Regions from separate parts of the Mus musculus genome. Here region 1 is linked to region 2. A link is a contact called in ENCODE Hi-C data. All regions are on one chromosome and are shown on one strand. The core of a region is the stretch at or near the end of the contact, and the rest is flanking DNA. Distances in the headings are between cores, read along the strand shown. Region 1 holds the start of Golph3 (golgi phosphoprotein 3). Region 2 holds the start of Tars (threonyl-tRNA synthetase).

Evidence for each region. A loop is a pair of places that touch in the nucleus more often than their neighbours do.
Region 1: a loop to region 2 is called in a map of left cerebral cortex, with 4 times the contacts of the local background. The contact joins the promoter of Golph3 here to the promoter of Tars in region 2. A Hi-C loop is called at or near these places in 2 of 37 maps with a recorded cell type or tissue (T-helper 2 cell and left cerebral cortex).

The regions. Positions count from the first base shown.
Region 1 is chr15:12,320,078-12,322,777 of GRCm38, forward strand. Golph3 (golgi phosphoprotein 3) reads left to right here and starts at 1,419. Exons shown (of 4, transcript NM_025673.2): 1 at 1,419-1,879. The coding sequence starts at 1,655. Gm52210 (a long non-coding RNA gene) reads right to left here and starts at 501. Exons shown (of 2, transcript XR_003951630.1): 1 at 1-501.
Region 2 is chr15:11,398,391-11,401,090 of GRCm38, forward strand. Tars (threonyl-tRNA synthetase) reads right to left here and starts at 1,268. Exons shown (of 19, transcript NM_033074.3): 1 at 1,096-1,268. The coding sequence starts at 1,149.

The DNA.
Region 1 (2,700 bases), core at 169-2,668, 920 kb after region 2:
ACCCACTGAGCCATTCGCTGGGCCCTCACACTGTTTCTGAGGCAAGGCTTCTTATTGGGACCTAGGCACTTACCCATTTGCTTGCCCATGTGGCGAGGCTCACTGGCAAGGAAGCCTCCAGGAATCTGCCTCTGCCTCCCAGATGCCAGTTTCTAATTTGTCCTCAAGTACTGTGCCCACTGACTACCTCCCCAACGAAGCTTCACATCTTACCCCATTTAAAAAAAAAAAAAAATCTCCGCAGGGACAGGAGCAACTAGCCGAACAGGCAGAGCCTGTACGCACAGCTTTGTGCTTTTTGGATTTAACCTTCTGAGTTAAATAACCATTTAATTTACAAAGGACATTTAAAGTCAGTTGGCAAAGAATGACCAGAAAGGTGAAGGAACAAAAAGGTGACGTGAATGGGAGAAACTGGCTGAGGACACATTTTTTTTTTTTTTTTTTTTTCAGGAAAAAGGGAAGGTAGCTTGGGGCTGTGGGTGGGAGGACCTACTGGGACTTACTGTCCCCGTAGGAGTTGAGACAACGTATTTGGGCGCGGGGAATATTCTGTCTAAACCTGGCTTACTCACTGCGTATGGTTACTGTTTATTTTAAATAATACTGGACAGACCTACGATACCGTTTTTGGATAATGTTTTCTCATAAGACCCGCCCTTCTACTTCTCCAAACCCTTCTCAGGTTTGGCAGTTTTTCCTTTAACTTGATTTGCACAAACTGCCAAAGGGATTGAACCTAGTAATTACATCGAAAATAGATTTAGGGCTACAAAGACGTGGCATGAAACTCAAGAGGTTTACTGTCGCTATAAAAGAATCCTAAGGTCGGCTGTCCTAACAGTACAGTGCGCCCTGACCACTTTACAGCCGCAGTCGGAGGTAGGAAAGTTTTACAAACACAATTCGTCAATTTGTTTAACCTCTCTACGCCAGAGCACAGTACATGAACAGCTTTAAACGCCCGAGTGTAGATGACTCCTTTTGAAACTCGGGAGTTTCACAGGCGAAGAGCCAAGTCCTCCCCGTAGGTAGTGAGGACCCGGGCTATAGTGGCTGATCCCCAGGGATGCTGAGGTCTCAGTGGGGTCCGCCCTAGCCTGGCCTCGGCTTCTGGGATCCAGGAGAGATCTCACTGGTCGCTGGCGCCAGGCCGGACCTTTAGAGTGAACTGAGAGGCGGATGAAAGCCGGGCAGGTCACCGATCGCAAACCTTTCGTCTCCAGACTCAGGGCCACTAGCGAGTCCAGAAGCTCAAGTGTCCGCCGAAGTGGGAGGCGGCTAGCCACGCCCCCCGCTCGCGCCGCTTCCGGCACCCCGGCCCCGCCCCGCGCCGGCGCTGCCACATCCTCCGGTGACGTCAGCGCGCGCCGCCATATTGGGAAGCGCCACCGCCGCCGCCGCCTCCGCTCGGGCTCCTGGGCTGTGTGGGGGGCCACAGCCGCGGGCTGAAGGCTCCCTTGTGTACCCCATCGACGCCCGGCCCGCCGGCTTCGCCCAGCTCCGGCTCCTCATGACCGCCTTCGGCCCCGCAGCCCACGGACATCGCCCCAGCTCCAAGAATTAACACGGAAGCTCCCGGGGCCGGGGCCGTGAGGGAGAGCCGGCCGGTCCCGCGTCCCTGTCGGTCCGGCGCGGCTCTTGTGCGGGAGCCATGACCTCGCTGACCCAGCGGAGCTCGGGCCTGGTGCAGCGGCGCACCGAGGCCTCCCGGAACGCTGCCGACAAGGAGCGGGCGGCGGGAGGCGGCGGCGGCAGCGGCGAGGACGAGGCGCAGAGCCGCCGCGACGAGCAGGACGACGACGACAAGGGCGACTCCAAGGAAACGCGGCTGACCCTGATGGAGGAGGTGCTCCTGCTGGGCCTCAAGGACCGAGAGGTGCGGGCGCCGCGGCCCCGGCCGGGGTGGCAGCCGGGGTGGCAGCGGGACCCGGGTGGCTCCAGGTGGGGCCCGGGTGGGCGCTGGCCGAGGCCTCACCTGTCCCTGCTTCCGGAGCCCCGCGCCCCTGAGCGCCCTCTCGTCCCAAGGAGTGTGGGAGTCAGCCCTCTCCGGCTGCGCTCCGAGTGCTCCCGATCCTCCCGGTACCAAGTGCTCGCTTGGGTTTTCCCGTCCTCTGCTCACAAGCACTCTTAGTTCCGAAGTCTTGGCGATCTTTGCGTTTCTTCTTCTTCGCCGTCTGCCGCAAATAATGGCAACTCCAACCCAAGACTGTTGAGATCTAAAGACTCGGGGCTACCGCGGCTCCCAAGTATTGAGTTTTTGCAGGTTTTAAGACCCGGGAGAGGTTCGCGGATCTACTTGCTGTCGGCCCTCTTTCTTATGTAAAACTTGAGTTGCGGCGCGCGGTTAAGAAATTAGCAAAGTTGTTTTTACTGGGTATTGTTTTAAAAAGTCAATACTAAGTTGATATAAAACCTAGGAAGTTACTTTTTGGATGAACTTGGTTTGAGCGAGCGATGAGTTAGTTTTGCGGTTAGATCTGCTGTCGTCCTTTCCGTTTTGCCATTTTAAGGGAGGGCTTGTGAAGAGCTGGGAGGAATACCAAGTTTGCGCTTTGATGAAAGACTGCAAAGATTTAGGTAGGCTTAAGTTGTGTTCTGACGTTTGGAAAGGTCACCCCAGATATTTAGGAATTTCACACATATAAGTTGAAAAAGTGCAAGTGTCCGTCTTTTAAATGTCTGGATTCTGTAGTTAAT
Region 2 (2,700 bases), core at 18-2,517:
TTAAATCTGTAGCTTAAAGCGCATACACAAGCATTTTAGTGATTTGCCCTATCAGGATGGAAACTCCTCTTGATGAAGACCCTAGCAACCGTCAGCAATGGTTACCTAGACAATCTGTCATATGGCCTCACCCCTTTCCAATGTTCCTTAAACCCCCATGCCATGTCACTTTTTGACAATACAATACATACATAGCACCTCCCTACAAAACTCCTGCACGTAGAGAATACTGATAGCCTCAATCGCTGCACTTCCCTCCCGTCTCTCCCTGTACAGCCGGGGCACAATTCATCCCCTGAACCTGGACAGCCCTGCCCTGCCTGATTTACCTGACCTCATTTTTCCAAACCCAATAAAACAGTCTGACTGTGCTTCTCTATAACTCAACCAAGCTAATCAGAGAAGTACGATTTTCCAGTCCTGCACATTTGGGGAGCCCCCAAAGTCAGGAATCGATCTTAACTTGTGTAGCCACCTGGACTGCCTGACTAAGTGCCAGGGCAAATAAATACACAGGGGACACAGGCACAGTTGGCTGTAAAAGAGGGGTGGGGCAGAAAACACGCCAGTGTACAAATGCTGTTCCTAACCAGTGGGTGACAGCCCAAAGCAAAGTTTAAAGGGGATGTGTGTGAAGTTATTTAGGTCGCTTCCAGCACCTGGCAGACAGAGGCTTTAATTTCAAAACAGTCTGTCAATGGGGGCATCCAGCCTTATTTAGCACCCAATCTTGGGCAAACTGGATCTGATCGCGGGGACTGGCTTTTCCTTCCTAACTAGAGCTTTTTGCTCCACGCAGTTTAGGATTTTAAAAAGTTCTTCAAATGTTCTTCCCGCTTATTTTAGTGAAAAAATACAAGCGCGGGAGTCTAAGCCCCAAATGCTTACTATCTGAGCAAACCACTCAGTCTCAATTCACAGATCTCTAGGATGAAGATGCCCCCCCACCCCCCAGACCCTGCCAGCAAGAGTTCCTAACTTATTACCCAGGGCCCCCAATACCGACTGCTCCCTGCTACTTTCCACTCCTGCCCCGCCGGGCAGTGCCGGCTCCCAGAACACATCCGCTCTCTGCACCCCACGGCGCCTGCTCACCGGCTTCTCGCCGTCCATCTTCCCCGAAGGGCTGCTAGCCTTCTCCTGCGACATGGAAGGACCACAGAGAGACAAAACCCGTGAGCTGCACCGCAGAGAAGACCCCAAGCCGGCGGTGTAGACCTACAATTCCGCACTGCGCGTGCGCCACGTGGCCACAGGCGGAACCAGCTAACCAGCTGATGCAACGGGACTCCTGGCCCCGCCCTACCTGGACACGAGGCCAATGGGCTACGCGGAGAGGCGGGTCCTCCCTTTCCTTGGCCAATAGAATAGCCGAGAATGACGAACCCTTCAAGAAATCCCATTAGTTCCAGACTGTGTAGTGAGGCGCGCAAGCGCACTCTTCCCCTTCTGACTGTAGCTTGCATGGCCTTAGCGGCCACCGTAGTGAACTTGAGCTGCTTGGACTGAGTTTCCCGGAATTGCTGGATATGGTCTCTGGCGCTCTGGTTTATCTCAGATGCGCTCTACCTGGAACGTTGGCTGATAATCTGAAGCGATGACTCAGCCTTCCTCATGAGAATAGGACCGATTTGCTGTTTGAGGGACAAGCGCCATTGATCAAAGCTTTCTCAGTGTCTCACGGAGTTTTCCCATAGACGGCACAGAGATAAAATTAACTTTTTACTTGAAGGAATAAACTCCACACAAAAGTCATTGATATCACGGGAGCTCGAGATTAGATTTTTACTACTTAAGCAAAATGCTTAGCAGAAAGTTCTAGTTGGCCTGCTTATCCTAATAGCAGCTGCCAGTTTTTGGGTTGTTCTGTGTTTTTTCTTTGCTTCACTGTGCAGCCAGGGATAGCCTCGAACTTGCAATTTAGATCTGGCTAATCTGGGAGCCTTCTGCAATAGCCACCCAAATTAGAGGATTACAGGCGTTTGCAACCATGTCCACCCAATGTCCACACCACCACCAACCTACACACACACACACACACCAGCCGAGTAGAATTGAGACAGGGTCTCACTGTATGTATAGCCCGGCTGTCCTGGAACTCGCTGAGATCCACTTGAATGTGACAAATGCCTCCTGGGTGACTCTTCAAGGAGCAGGTTCCCATTTCCAAGGAACATATTGTCCAGGGAAACAATACATTTCACAACGGCCTCAAAAAACATGAACTATCTTGGAGTAACTCAAACAAGACAAGTGAAAGATTGTACAAGAAAAACTTTAAGACAATGAAGAAAGAAATTGAGAAAATTTCAGAAAACATAAAAATCCCCCCATGTTCATAGATAAATACAGTAAAAATGGCCATTCTACCATTCTACCACAGGCAATCTACAAAGTCAAAGCAATTGCCACCAAACTTCCAACACAATTCTTTACAGAACGTAGAATGTTAAGTTTTAGATACACACACACACACACACACACACACACACACCACAAAATCACGATGGCTAAAACAATCCTGAAAAAAAATGTTGAAGGTATCACTATCACCAACCTTGTTGTGGGTATAAGAGACTCCCAGGAATCAAAGGGAGGGACCTTAGATGAAATGCCCGACAGTAGGGAGAGGGAACTTATAGAGTCCACCTCCAGCAGGAAGACAAGTGAGGGATGGGGTTGCCATCCCATAGTCACATC